Linked DNA regions of Homo sapiens: regions 1 and 2 are each linked to region 3. Evidence: chromatin contacts called from ENCODE Hi-C or POLR2A ChIA-PET data. All regions are on one chromosome and are shown on one strand. The core of a region is the stretch at or near the end of the contact, and the rest is flanking DNA. Distances in the headings are between cores, read along the strand shown.

Region 1 (4,421 bases), core at 1,921-4,420, 160 kb after region 3:
TTAGATATGTTTATAAAGATAAACACTTAAGCATATCTATGACATCCCCCTTCTGCCATCTTCCTACTTTTTGCCTATTGTTTCAGTCACTATTCTAAGTGCTCTTTGTGCACTCGCTCACTTAACTCTTACAACACCCCTTGTGAAGTAAGTTTTATCATCATCATCCGCATTTTGTAGCTGAGAAAACTATGGTACAGAGAGTAAATAACTTGAAGAGTCAGGATTTGAACTCAGGCAGTCTGGTTCTAGAGTCACTTCTTACCTTATGTTACACAGAAAGAAAAATATAGGTGAATGGAGAGAATAATTAGAACAGTGAGGTACACTGGAGAGGATATAAAAGTCAGATGGAGAAGAGGAAGAAAAAGCAAAGAAAAAAGCATGGAATGTTCCACATATGAAAATAATAGAAATAAAAATGGATAGTTCCTTTAAAAAGGAGGTGAAGGGGCTGGGTGTGGTGGCTCACACCTGTAATCCCAGCACTTTGGGAGGCCGACTTGGGCGGATTGCTTGAGCTCAGGAGTTCCAGACCAGCCTGGGCAAGATGGTGAAACTCTGTCTCTACTAAAAATACAAAAATTAGTCGGGTGTGGTTCCATGCACCTGTGGTCCCATCTACTTGAGGGGCTGAGGCAGGAGAATCGCTTGAACCCAGGAGGTTGAGGCTGCAGTGAACCGTGTTTACACCATTGCACTCCAGCTTAGGTGACAAAGTGACTCTGTCTCAAAAAAAAAAAAAAAAAAAAAAAAGTTAAGGGATAGGGGTTGAGAGAATGGCAAAGAGGCAGGGATGATTTCTGATAATTTGTGACAACCTGGAGCTGTGATATAGGGCTCAATATATTTAAGATTTAGAATTTAAACACAGGCAAGCATTAAGTATGTTTAGGGAAAATACAAGTGATAAAGAATGTATTTTTTGGCCGGGCGTGGTGGCTCACGCTTGTATCCTAGCACTTTGGGAGGCCGAGGTGGGTGGATCACAAGGTCAGGAGATTGAGACCATCCTGGCCAACATAGTGAAACCTTGTCTCTACTAAAAATACAAATATTGGCTGGGCACAGTGGCTCACGCCTGTAATCCCGGCACTTTGGGAGGCCGAGGTGGGCAGATCACCTGAGGTCAGGAGTTCGAGACCAGCCTGGCCAACATGGCGAAACCCCGTCTCTACTAAAAATACAAAAATTAGCCGGGCATGGTGGCGCACGCCTGTAATCCCAGCTACTCAGGAGGCTGAGGCAGGAGAATCACCTGAACCTGGGAAGTGGAGGTTGCAGTGAGCCGAGATTGTGTCATTGCACTCCAGCATGGGTGACAGAGCAAGACTCTGTCTCCAAAAAAAAAAAAAAAAAAAAATACAAATATTAGCTGGGCATGGTGGCGCGTGCCTGTAGTCCCAGCTACTCAGGAGGCTGAGGCAGGAGAACTGATTGAACCTGGGAGGTGGAGGTTGCGGTGAGCTGAGATTTTGCCACTGCACTCCAGGCTGGGAGACAGAGTGAGACTCCATTTCAAAAAAAAAAAAAAGAATGTCTTTTTCCTGGCTGAGCACGGTGGCTCATGCCTGTAATCCCAGCAGAAGTAAAACTTTGGGAAGCCGAGGTGGGTGGATCACTCACTTGGGTGGTCAGGAGTTCAAGACCAGCCTGGCCAACATGGCGAAACCCCATCTCTACTAAAAATACAAATATTAGCTGGGCACAGTGGCGCGTGCCTGTAGTCCCAGCTACTCGGGAGGCTGAGGCAGGAGAATTGCTTGAACCCAGGAGGCGGAGGTTGCAGTGAGCCGAGATTGCGCCATTGCACTCTGCACTCCAGCCTGGGCGACAGACTGAAACTCCGTCTCAAAAAAAAAAAAAGTCTTGTTTCTCTAGGTTCATCCGTGTCACAAATGACAGGATTTCCTTCTTTTTAAAGGCTGACTAGGCTGGGTATGATGGCTCATTCCTATAATCCTAGCACTTTGGGAGGCTGAGGCAGGAGGATCACTTGACCTTGGGAGTTCAAGACCAGCCTGGGCAATATGGTGAAACCCTGTCTCTACAAAAAAATGCAAAAAGTAGCTGGGTGTAGTGGCACATGCCTGTGGTCCCAACTACTCAGGAGGCTGGGGTGGGAGGATCACTTGAGCCTGGGAGACCAAGATCACACCACTGCACTCCAGGCTGGGCAACAGAGCAAGACCCTGTCTCAAAAAAAAAAAAAAACCACAAAAAACTAACTGTATTCCATTGTGTATATACCACATTTTCTTAATCAACAGAAAGACAAATACTGTATGATTTCACTTATATGTGGAATCTGAAAAAGTCAAACTCATAGTAGAGAATAGAATGGTGGTTACCAGAGGCTGGGAGTGGGTTAAGGAAGGAAATAGGGAGTTGTTAGTTAAAGTGTACAAAGTTTCAGTTAGACAGGAGGAATAAGTCTTTAGAATCTTATTTCACAGGGGGGTGACTATAGTCAATAATAATGTATTATATATTTCAAAATAGCTGAGAGTAAATTTCAAATGTCTTACCACAAAAAATGCTAGTAAGTTATGTGATAGATGTTAATCTACTTGATTTAATCATTCCACATTATATACATATATCAAAACACCACATTGTACCCTATGAATGTATACAGTTATAGTTTATCAATTAAAAGTAATGTTAATTTAAAATTTTTTAAGCTTATTCTTTTCCTTTAGGGATTAGATATGGAAGTTTTTAATCTGTATCTTGGCTCATGTTAAATCTCACACTTAACTTATTGTTTTGCAGGTCAGATTTCATTTCAGTGTAAAGGTAAATGGAATCCTCTCCACAGAGATCTTTGGGTAAGTTCTTAGGTCTATGGCTTAAGATGATGCTATGGCTCTGCAATTTTTCTCAGCTATTATTGTCCTATTTCCAAAAGGTTCACAGTTTGATATCTTGACCCAAAGTCACCTTGAAACTAATTTTCTGACACCCCCACATTTTATTATTTTAGTAGATTCATCCCTGTCTCTAGAGGGGGTAAACTTAAAGATTGCCATTTTCCCCTTGGTTAATTAGTTACTGAATTCTAGTAATCGCTGGGGTGGTAGTAGTCATGGGCCAAAATTTATGTCAAACAGAGATTGATTTTAGAATCTTTGAGAGATGGCTTAGCTTTGCTTTGCTTTGCAGGGTGGAGAATGAACCCACTTTGAACCTTGGGAATGGAATTGCTCTTTTGGTCGACTCCCAGCATTATGTGAGGTGAAGGCGTAAAGCCTTGTTGTCCCTCTGCATGTTTTACTCTCCTCTCGAGTACGAATGTGGGTAGAAATTGGAAATTGTCTCACTTGTCATTTGTAAGTGCCAGGTGTCAGCTTCTCTATAAGAAAAGCAGAAGTAAAACTTTTTTTTATGTTGAAAACTGCTATTTTAAGTTATTTATGTATTTGAATCTATTCTAAATGACCTGAAGACATGTGCCTTCTTCTCTTCAGGCCTTATTTTACACAGACCCTGCTAGTTCCAATCCCATTTAGGCATGAGAAGAGAAGACTATGAATTTAAAACTTTACTTGAATTCTTGGCTAGAGAGATAGTATGAATACAAAGGAATTCAGTGTACATTATTTTCTGTGCATCAGCATTTTGCATAGGTTTGGAAATCATCTCTCTGCCCATCTCCATCTTCTTCAGACTCCAAGAAAGTAAATCTGGCCAGGCGCAGTGGCTCATGCCTATAATCCCAGCACTTTGGGAGGCTGAAGTTGATGGATCACTTGAGGTTAAGAGTTTGAGACCAGCCTGGCCAACATGGCAAAACCCTGTCTCTGCTAAAAATACAAAAATTAGCTGGGCATGGTAGCACATGCCTGTAATCCCAGCTACTTGGGAGGCCAAAGCATGAGAATCACTTGAACCCAGGAGGTGGAGGTTGCAGTGAGCCGAGATCACGCCACTGCACTCCAGCGACAGAGCAAGACTCTGTCTCAAAAAAAATAAATAAATAAAAAATGTAAAAAATCCATGGAGGAGGTGGTAAACAATATGGAACACACAGAGCCCTTCTGTCTTGCCTTCCTGTGCCATTTAACTACCACAGAATCCAAAGTGAAAATGAATTATGTCAAGAAAAGACCTAACATATGCTTAAGTCCAATTAATTTATTTTTTCTTTTTTTGAGACAGGGTCTCAGTCTGTTCAACCCAGATGCCATCATAGCTCACTGCAGCCTTGGTCTCCTGGGCTCAAGTCATTTTCCCACCTCAGCCTCTCGAGTAGCTAGTAGCTAGGACCACAGAAATATGCTACCATACGCTGCTAATTTTTTTTTTTTTTGAGACGGAGTCTCGCTCTTTCGCCCAGGCTGGAGTGCAGATCTCACCTCACTGCAACCTCCACCTCCCTGGTTCAAGCGATTCTCCTGCCTCAATCTCCTGAGTAGCTG
Region 2 (4,359 bases), core at 203-2,702, 250 kb after region 3:
TTGTTGAAGCTGGGCGACAGGTACATAGAGTTCATTATACTATTTGCTCTATTTTTGTGTCTATATAAAAGTAGTCGATTAAAAGTGTTAAAAAATGAATAACTTTGACCCCATATAGAAAATGTGCAAAAATTTCTCTAGGACATATACCTAGAATTGGAATTGCTGCGTCAGACAATAGGCATGGGGTTTTTTTTTGTTTTTGTTTTTGTTTTCAGAGTCTCGCTCTGTCGCCCAAGCTTGAGTGCAGTGGCGCGATCTCGGCTCACTGCAACTTCCGCCTCCCAGGTTCAAGTGATTCTCCTGGCTCAGCCTCCTGAGTAGCTGGGATTACAGATGTGCGCCAACATGCCCAACTAATTTTTTTTGTATTTTTAGTAGAGACAGGGTTTCACCATGTTGGCCAGGCTGGTCTTTACCTCCTGACCTCAGGTGATCTGCCCACCTTGGCCTCCCAAAGTGCTGGGATTACAGGCATGAGCCACTGTGCCCACCTAATAGGCAAGTTTTTTTGTTTTTTGTTTGTTTTGTTTTGTTTTGTTTTTTTGAGACAGAGTTTTGCTCTTGTTGCCCAGGCTGGAGTACAATGGCGCGATCTCAGCTCACCACAACCTCCGCCTCCCGGGTTCGAGCGATTCTCCAGCCTCAGCCTCCCGAGTAGCTGGGATTACAGGAATGCACCACCATGCCCGACTAATTTTGTATTTTTAGTAGAGACGGGTTTCACCACGTTGGTCAGGCTGGTCGTGAACTCCTGACCTCAGGTGATCCACCCACCTCAGCCTCCCAAAGTGCTGGGATTACAGGCGTGAGCCACCGCACCCAGCCAATAGGCAAGTTTTTAATATCAATATTGCCAAATAAGTCTCAAGGTAGTTATCCTAATAATTTACACAGCCACTAGAAATACAACAGAATGTCTATCTCCCCACATCTTTACCAACTGTTATATTGTTAGACTTTGATTTCTGTCAACCTTGTAGTATAAAATGGTATCATTTTAATTTTCAGTCCCCTGATTATTACTGAAGTTGGCTATTTTCTTATGATTGTGGATATATTTTTAGGTTTTTCCTTTTGTGAACTGCCTGTTCACATCATTTGCCCACTTTTCTGCTGGGCTGGTTGTCTTTTTCTTACTGAGCTGTAATAAATCTTTATGTATTCTAGGCATGAATCCATTCTCTGTTATACCCATGGCAGACGCTTGGGAGGATGTTTAGCAAGTTATAGGAAGAGGAAGGGGAAGGAGTTGAGAGGGAATGACAAGTTGAAGAAGGAAGGATGAGAATAAAAGGTGGGGCGAGTCCGGGAACAAGGCTGCGAGGCTCGGGTGAAAGACTGGCCTTGAACTAGATGAAGAACACTTCCCCTGAGACCAGAGTGCCTAAGAGTTCTGGGACAGTCTCAGTTGTAAAACAGCCAGTGCTTGGCCACAGGTGTCACCCAATACACTGACTCAGCCAGGGCCTGGGATGACTAAGAGCTTTTTCAATGTGACTCATCAAGGCTGACAAGCACAGGCATCACGTTCCAGAACGCACAACCAAAAGGGCAAAGCAACAGTCCAGGCAGGTCAGCCTGTAGAGACAAGACTTCCTACTGACATCCAAGCTACTCGTTTGCCACAGCTGCTCCAAGGATGGCAATAATGAGTGCGAGCTGCATCAGAGATGAGAGATTGAACTTTAAGAAAAATGTCGCCGGGCGCGGTGGCTCACGCCTGTAGTCCCAGCACTTTGGGAGGCCAAGGTGGGTGGATCATGAGGTCAGGAGTTCAAGACCAGCCTGGCCAAGATGGTGAAACCCCGTCTCTACTAAAAATACAAAAAAATTAGCCAGGCACGGTGGCGGGCGCCTATAATCCCAGCTTCCCAGCTACTCGGGAGGCTGAGGCAGGAGAATCGCTTGAACCCAGGACGTGGAGGTTGCAGTGAGCCAAGATGGCGCCACTGCATTCTAGCCTGGGTGACAGAGCAAGACTCCATCTCAAAAAAAAAAAAATTGTTGGCTTTTAGTATTAACTGTGAGTGTTTGGTATTCATGTTGGATCTGCTGCTGATGATGTGGGGGTGGGTGGAGGGGAGGCAGAGAAGGAAGAATTAGAAGGCCACAGAAGCCCAGGTTGAAGGGCTGGGGCTGCTGCAGTGGAAATATCTTTTAAGATGCTACTTGGCAAGCATGATTCAACCCTGACAGACCCTTAGAACAAGTCAGACGACCTGAAAGATGAGATTCTGCTGTCCAGCTGCACCGTGTCAGTGAGGACCCCCACTGTGACCCCAGGGCACGACTCACTCCCACGGGCTTGCCTGACTCCAGCTCTGTGCTATGACATCACGTTGGTAGCCTGACACGGGCCACAGTGGGCATATTTATGCCACAGAAATTGGCAAACACTATAATCAAGGCCCTTTCCTCACTTCCCTAAGAGCCACTCCTGACAGAGCAGTGGGTGGCATGCAAATCCCAGAAGGGCCCAGAGACGGGGAGTGAGGGGAGCAGCGTAGACAGAGTCGCTTCTCCACTCTCCCTTTTGCCTACAGAACCCAAATAAAGAAGGCTCTTTTCTTTTTTACAGACCTGGTGTCCAAGTACTTAATTTGATCAAAACATGAGGATGAGCTAAGGAAGACAGCAGACAGGCACTCTATCAATGTCTTAAGGTAGTTCCAATGACATTCTGCAACATGAATTAATCTTTGAGGATATCAACATAAAAATTCTTTTGAGAATCTCATTTAACAACTGGAAAATTATTCTTTTGTCTTCTAAGGGACTGATTTCTTTACCCCTGCTCTCAACACCTTCTTTCTCTCTCTCCATCAACACAGGCACTTGGAGGTTGAAGCGTGGGGGTGTAAAATCACGCTTTTTGGTGGACATGGCAAATGCCTATTCTATAGCAGAACTTAGCCCCCGCCCCCTACCCCCTCACTCCCCCTCCCAAACTGCACACATACACCAAACCCAACCAGACACCTCCTCCTTCCTTCCTCACCACCCTCTCCCTGGTCACCAAGGGTTAAGCTTAGGGTCTTCTTTAGCTCTTCCCCTCCCTCACCTACCATCTGGTCAAGAAGTCTGGGCAGTTTTACCTCTTTAATCCCTCACATCCTTCCCTCTTTTCATTTCTAAGAAGAGGACCCTGAAATGTCCTCTTCTTACTACTTAACTATCGTAAAAACCTCCTACTCATTACCACAGCTCTAGCTACCAATCCACATTAGGTACTAGGGATAGCTAGCATCCCCAAATACAGGCATGACGGCACTCTTCCTGAAAAGTGGGGTAATTCTCTGACTCCCCACTGTCTGTAGGTGGGAAACTCAAGTCTCCTTGGGGACCTCCCCCAAAATTAGTGCACCCTGCCTGTCCAGCCTTGTCCCCCCATGCCCCAGCCTCCCGGATTCTCCAGCTGCAGCCCAGCTGCCTCCTCTTTGTTCTCAGAAATCCTAGCACCTGCCCCTCTCCCTCAGAGCACTCCCTCTACCATTAGAACACCCTTCCCGTCCCAGCTTTTGCCCATGCAAGTCCTGCTCCTGTCTCAGGTATGCATCTAATTTTTCTCCCTCCCTTATGAAATCCCACTAAGACTTCAGCAAATATATATATATTTTTAAAGCTATGAACCCCCAAGGGCAGAACAGGAGAGGAGACAACAGCAACATGACTGCAGAAGCTGGAGCGCAGCTCGCGTCAGCTGACCTCACAGCCTGGGTCTGGAGCAGGCTGAGAACACCCGGGTTCCCACCATCCACCAGGAATCCTCCAAAGGCCAGGGAACTGCAGCTCCAGGCCTCCCACCTCCACAATGGGCTGAACGGGCTGCCGTGTATAAAGAGGGCAGGCTGAAAGCTTTCAAAAAGCAATCAGGGCTGGGCACAGTGGCTCGCACCTGTAATGCCAACACTTTGGGAGGCCAAGGCGGGTGGATCACCTGAGGTCAGGAGTTCGAGACCAGCCTGGCCAACATGGTGAAACCCCGTATCTACTAAAAATACAAAAATCAGTTGGGCGTGGTGGCATGCACCTGTAGTCCCAGCTACTCAGGACGCTGAGGCAGGAGAATCACTTGAACCCAGGAGGCGGAAGCTGAAGTGAGCCGAGATTGTGCCATTGCACTCCAGCCTGGGTGACAAGAGTTAAAACTCCGTCTCAGGAAAAAAAAAAAAAAAAATAGCAGTTAGACCCCTACCTCCCCCATCTCATGCCAGAGACCTCCCCTCTCCAGCCCTGGAAGAACAGAGGTTTACTTTCTGGGGAGGGAAAAGTGTGGGGTCTCTGGACTGGGAAATTCGAGGCACAGTTGAGGGCCTGGGGACCTTGCCAAAAATGGGGGTGGCAGGTTACGTGACT
Region 3 (4,820 bases), core at 2,067-4,566:
TCATGAGGTCAGGAGACCAGCCTGATCAACACGGTGAAACTCCGTCTCTACTAAAAATACCAAAATTAGCCAGCCGTGGAAGTGTGCGCCTGTAATCCCAGCTACTTAGGAGGCCGAGGCAGGAGAATTGCTTGAACCTGGGAGGCCGAGATTGCACCACTGCACTCCAGTCTTGGCGACAGAGGAGACTCTGTCTCAAAAAAAAAAAAAAAAAAAAAAAAAAAATCCAAGTCTGGGCATGTAATCTCAGGCCTGTAATCTCAACACTTTTGAGAGGCTGAGGTGGGAGGATTATTTTTGGGCCCAGGAGTTCAAGACCAGCCTGAGCAACATAGAGACCTCATCTCCCAAAAATTAAAAAAAAGTTAGCCATGTGTGGTGGCACACACCTGTAATCCCAGCTACTTGGGAGGCAGAGACAGGAGGAACACTTGAGCCCAGGAGATCAAGGCTTTAGTGACCTGTGATTGTGACACCGCACTCCAGTCTGGGTGACAGCATGACCTGGTCTCTTAAAAAGGCAGGAAATTTATTGGCTATTATCCAGCCTTTTTTCTAAATTAAACCACCCCAAGTACTATTCTCATAATCCTTGCTTATTATATGTTAACAATTGCCATAGTTTTGTGGGTTTTGTTTTTGAGACGGAGTCTCACTCTGTTGCCCAGGCTGGAGTGCAGTGGCGTGATCTCAGTTCACTGCAACCTCCGCCCCCACGGTTCAAGCAATTCTCCTGCCTCAGCCTCCCTGGTAGCTGGGATTACAGGCGCGTGCCACCATGCCTGGCTAATTTTTTTTGTATTTTTAGTAGAGACAGGGTTTCACCATGTTGGACATGCTGGTTTTGAACTCCTAACCTCAGGTGATCTGCCCACCTCGGCCTCCCAAAGTGCTGGGATTACAGGCGTGAGCCACCGTGCCCGGCCGAGAGGATTGCTTCTGAGCGCAGGCATTTCAGACCGGTCTGGGCAACAAAGAGTTCGTCTCTATAATAAATTAAAAAAATAGAGAGGCCTGGTGGCACACACGTGTAGTCACAGCTACTTGGGAGGCTGAGGAGTTCCAGGCTGCAGTGAGCTATGGATAGTGCCACTGTACTCCACTCTGGGTGACACTGCAAGAACTGTCTCAAAAAAAGGCAGGGAGATTATTTAATGCGGTTCATTCAGGATGAGCTTGTAAAGTGTTACATAGCTAACTAGACCTAGTTGGGTTTCAGAGGTCAAATCAAGTAATTAGGTTTTGGGCTGCATGCAGAGGTGGTTAGTAGTTTTGATGTCCGCACACTGGGCTTGAACTGTGATCCTGAGATTTATGTTCCCAGTCTCCTTCAATCTGGAGAGATTATTACTTACAATGAGTTGATCCTTGTTATACTTTGGTATTTTGGAAGAAAGTTTTATCCCCAGACATGTTGAGACAAGAGATCTAACTGAAGGAGATGAGAGGATTTCTATACCATATGCGTTACCTTCTAATGCTGGCCACCTCTGAAGGGCACGTGGCAGCTGAGACGAAATTGATTTTCTTCATCACTGATCCCGTGGCCTTTACACAGGCTCAGAGGTGCATCAGAATCCACAATGAAGTGGACAAGATTAGTGACCAACACATCTGTAAATGTTATATTTTCTTTTTTTAGTTCCTTAGCTTTTTCTACCCTAGGATAAATTATTGACCAGTTTTCTGCAGTCAGATTCCTGAATCATGTTGGGTTTTTTTTTTTTTTAGTTTCACTCTTGTCGTCCAGGCCACTCTTGTCTTGCCTCACTGCAACCTCTGCCTCCCGGGTTCAAGCGATTCTCCTGCCTCAGCCTCCTGAGTAGCTGGGATTACAGGGGCCTGCCACCACATTGGGCTAATTTTTGTATTTTTAGTGGAGATGGCGTTCACCATGTTGGCTAGGCTGGTCTTGAACTCCTGACCTCAGGTGATCCGCCCGCCTCGGCCTCCCAAAGTGCTGGGATTACAGGCGTGGGCCACCGCACCTGGCCCTCGTGTTGGGTTTTAAAACCCACTCTTTTTTTTCCCCCCCAAACTCTGACTTCACCTTTCTCTTTATGAAACCGTTCTCTTTTTGGGGCGGGGGTGGTGGTGAAGAAGCTGCTTTGGATGGTGGTGTGTGGTACTTGTGTCATCTTCACTCCTGATGATCCCTTTCCTCATAAACTCTGCACTGCTTTTAGCCTGTTTTGTTCGTGTTATAAGTTCTTCCATCCAGTCCCTGCACTCCACCTTTTAACCCTTTTCAAAAGCTGCTTCGCAAAGGGTCTTGACTAAAGTTGCTTGCTTAATGAATATGAAGCAGCCTAAGGATGAGAGAAAACGAGGCAGCAGCTGGACCCTCTGGAGAATGTTACTTTGTATTTTGTTTACAGCTGGTTGTGACTAAGCTCTGTCCTCTAAAGTCGGTTCTAGGGGATTAAAACAGCTCTGGCTGATGGCGCCCAATAAAATAAAACAAAAAAACCTTTGCTGCTCCAGTTTTTTCTCAGGGTGGGGTCGGGGTATACTTTAAATCTCCATGGTCTCAGAAAGGTTTCTTCATCGCGGACCCTGGGAGGCTGGTTCCCAGAGGGAACTTGTCCTCAGCGTCTCCTGGACAGTGCAGCCTCCTGCCGGGCCTACTTCTGGAAGGCCATTACAGAGGTCCTTTCACCACCTGTGAGAGGTTTGATTTTGGGGGAGCTCCGGGACTCTCAAGGCTACAGTGTGGACTGCTGGCCCAAGGAGAAGGTTGGTTTCCTGAAGTGGTGGGTGGTGGGTTGGGGGGGGTCTTCGTTGTTTTTCTTCCCTGGCATGTGCCTGCATAAGCTATTTCCACAGCGTCCTGGCCGCGAGGGGGGGTGGTGCTTGGGAGGTTAGAGGGAGACACCTAGAGTGAACGGCAAAATGGAGCGCGGAATACTGTCTGGCTGTGCACGTGGAGGTGGCGAAATGTGGAAGCTTAACGAAGTTGGCGCCATGAAGCTAAAGACTGCTACCCCGGGGCTCTAGCTCGCTCCGCCTAATGGCGGGCCGCACCCCGCCGGCGAAGCCCACGTTTGTAGGTCCGCCCTCACGCTGATCTCTTGCCCAATCAGCGAGTTCGGCTTCGCGAGGTTGGTGCCCATTGGCTTTCGCATAAAAGCTCCGAGGTTACAGACGTTTCCACCTCTTGCCGGCCTCTTAGGTAATTGGCGTCCGTGGTAACCAATCAGGAAGAGGATCTGAGGGAACGCCGGCCTTTTACTTTCTTGAGTGGCCAATCCGGTTGTAGGCTCACCTCCCCCTTCTACTCAGAGCACTGCTGCGGCCGCCGCCATTTTAGCGTTTTGTCAGAAGCGTCCGCGCCGCGAGGAGGAGGCCCTGCTGGTTTCTGTGCGGGTGAGACTCCGAGCCTTTCCACTGCCTTTCTTGTACTGTGTTAAATCTTCTCTCACTCCCTTGGGCTTCGGGGGTGTCCTGGTAGGTCCGCAGTCTCCACACCCGTCACTGAGAGCCGACCTCGGTCCTCGGCATTGCGCGGTAAGCCGGGAGCAGCCCTTCCCCCACCGCCCCCTGAGAATACCTTGCTTTTTTTCGCCCACCCTGTCCCGCGCCCGACATGGCTGCTCTTGGAGCCTCGAGATTTCCACTGGGATAACCCCCTTTCCCTTATATCTGACAGTTACATTCTCGTTTCGGGAATTTCTCGGGCCGTGAGACATCGTCTGGTTAATGAATCTGAAGCTCTTTTCCGCGGCCGCGCATTTCAGTGTTCGGCAGGAGCTAGGACGGTGCCCCGAGAGAGGCGTTCACCACTCCAGTATTTCCTTTATCTCCCACTCCTCGCTGTCTGATCCGAGTCGCGCGTTCATTACTTCCAAAGGAAACTCAAATGTAGCTATTACAAGGCCCATTTTCCCGGAAATGATGGCTGCTTTGGTTCCTACGTGAGGAAAAGCCTGTTGATAATTTCAGGCAGGCAGTCAGCAAGCCTAGTAGACTTTTGTTTTCTGTTGTCCTCCTAGTGGATAGAAAAGCCTAGTACCCCCATTTCTTCATATGCTGTCTTTCATGCCCATTTCTGTTGGAAGGTATCGGTTCTTACCAAACCCTTTGTCTACTAAGGACCTCCCTATTGCAGACGTCTTCTTATTCTTACAGGTTCATGGCGGCTACTATAGCAGGCCTTAGTTCACTCCCACTTCCATTTGATTATTGTGTGGAGGTGTGTGTGCAGGCGTGTGAGAGAGAAAACTGGAAATATACATTAGAGTGAAAGTCGTTGTCTTTTGTGAACGGATGTGGGCCTGAGGTCTTTTGTCAGATGTCTTGTTTTTCTCTCCCAGGCTCTTGTCAGGATGGTGAAGCTGTTCATCGGAAACCTGCCCCGGGAGGCTACAGAGCAGGAGATTCGCTCACTCTTCGAGCAGTATGGGAAGGTGCTGGAATGTGACATCATTAAGAATTACGGCTTTGTGCACATAGAAGACAAGACGGCAGCTGAGGATGCCATACGCAACCTGCACCATTACAAGCTTCATGGGGTGAACATCAACGTGGAAGCCAGCAAGAATAAGAGCAAAACCTCAACAAAGTTGCATGTGGGCAACATCAGTCCCACCTGCACCAATAAGGAGCTTCGAGCCAAGTTTGAGGAGTATGGTCCGGTCATCGAATGTGACATCGTGAAAGATTATGCCTTCGTACACATGGAGCGGGCAGAGGATGCAGTGGAGGCCATCAGGGGCCTTGATAACACAGAGTTTCAAGGTGAACCACCCTCTTTGGGTAGAGGGCTGAACACAAGGCTGTGTGCAGAAAATGGTTGGATAAGTAAAAGGAGAGGTTTGGTA

The links. A loop is a pair of places that touch in the nucleus more often than their neighbours do. ChIA-PET counts read pairs that join two places held with the same protein, here RNA polymerase II (POLR2A). Pooled maps may share reads with other maps.
Region 1: a pooled map shows a loop between it and region 3 (6-fold over the local background). The contact joins the enhancer-like site here to the promoter of RBM4 in region 3. A Hi-C loop is called at or near these places in 3 of 50 pooled maps. POLR2A ChIA-PET finds 5 or more read pairs at or near these places in 3 of 52 experiments (OCI-LY7, Panc1 and activated naive CD4-positive, alpha-beta T cell).
Region 2: a pooled map shows a loop between it and region 3 (4-fold over the local background). The contact joins the enhancer-like site here to the promoter of RBM4 in region 3. A Hi-C loop is called at or near these places in 2 of 50 pooled maps. POLR2A ChIA-PET finds 5 or more read pairs at or near these places in 3 of 52 experiments (HCT116, HepG2 and activated T-cell).

The regions. Positions count from the first base shown.
Region 1 is chr11:66,797,866-66,802,286 of GRCh38, forward strand. TOP6BL (TOP6B like initiator of meiotic double strand breaks) reads left to right here. Exons shown (of 15, transcript NM_001302084.2): 5 at 2,776-2,831; 6 at 3,166-3,237. Among named protein-coding and RNA genes, the nearest start is that of RCE1, 43 kb to the right of the region's middle. Within about 2 kb of position 3,171, at least 3 of the 41 ENCODE cell types and tissues checked have a DNase peak (open chromatin) inside an H3K27ac peak, as active enhancers do; they include OCI-LY7, where a contact is called at or near this core.
Region 2 is chr11:66,890,864-66,895,222 of GRCh38, forward strand. The region is part of intron 3 of PC (pyruvate carboxylase); the gene reads right to left. Among named protein-coding and RNA genes, the nearest start is that of LRFN4, 36 kb to the left of the region's middle. RefSeq lists an enhancer at 1,675-1,744. Within about 2 kb of position 1,453, at least 7 of the 41 ENCODE cell types and tissues checked have a DNase peak (open chromatin) inside an H3K27ac peak, as active enhancers do; they include HCT116, where a contact is called at or near this core.
Region 3 is chr11:66,635,387-66,640,206 of GRCh38, forward strand. RBM4 (RNA binding motif protein 4) reads left to right here and starts at 3,317. Exons shown (of 4, transcript NM_002896.4): 1 at 3,317-3,366; 2 at 4,314-4,737. The coding sequence starts at 4,326. The region is part of intron 1 of RBM14-RBM4 (RBM14-RBM4 readthrough); the gene reads left to right. RefSeq lists enhancers at 2,768-3,481, 3,246-3,615, 3,482-4,193.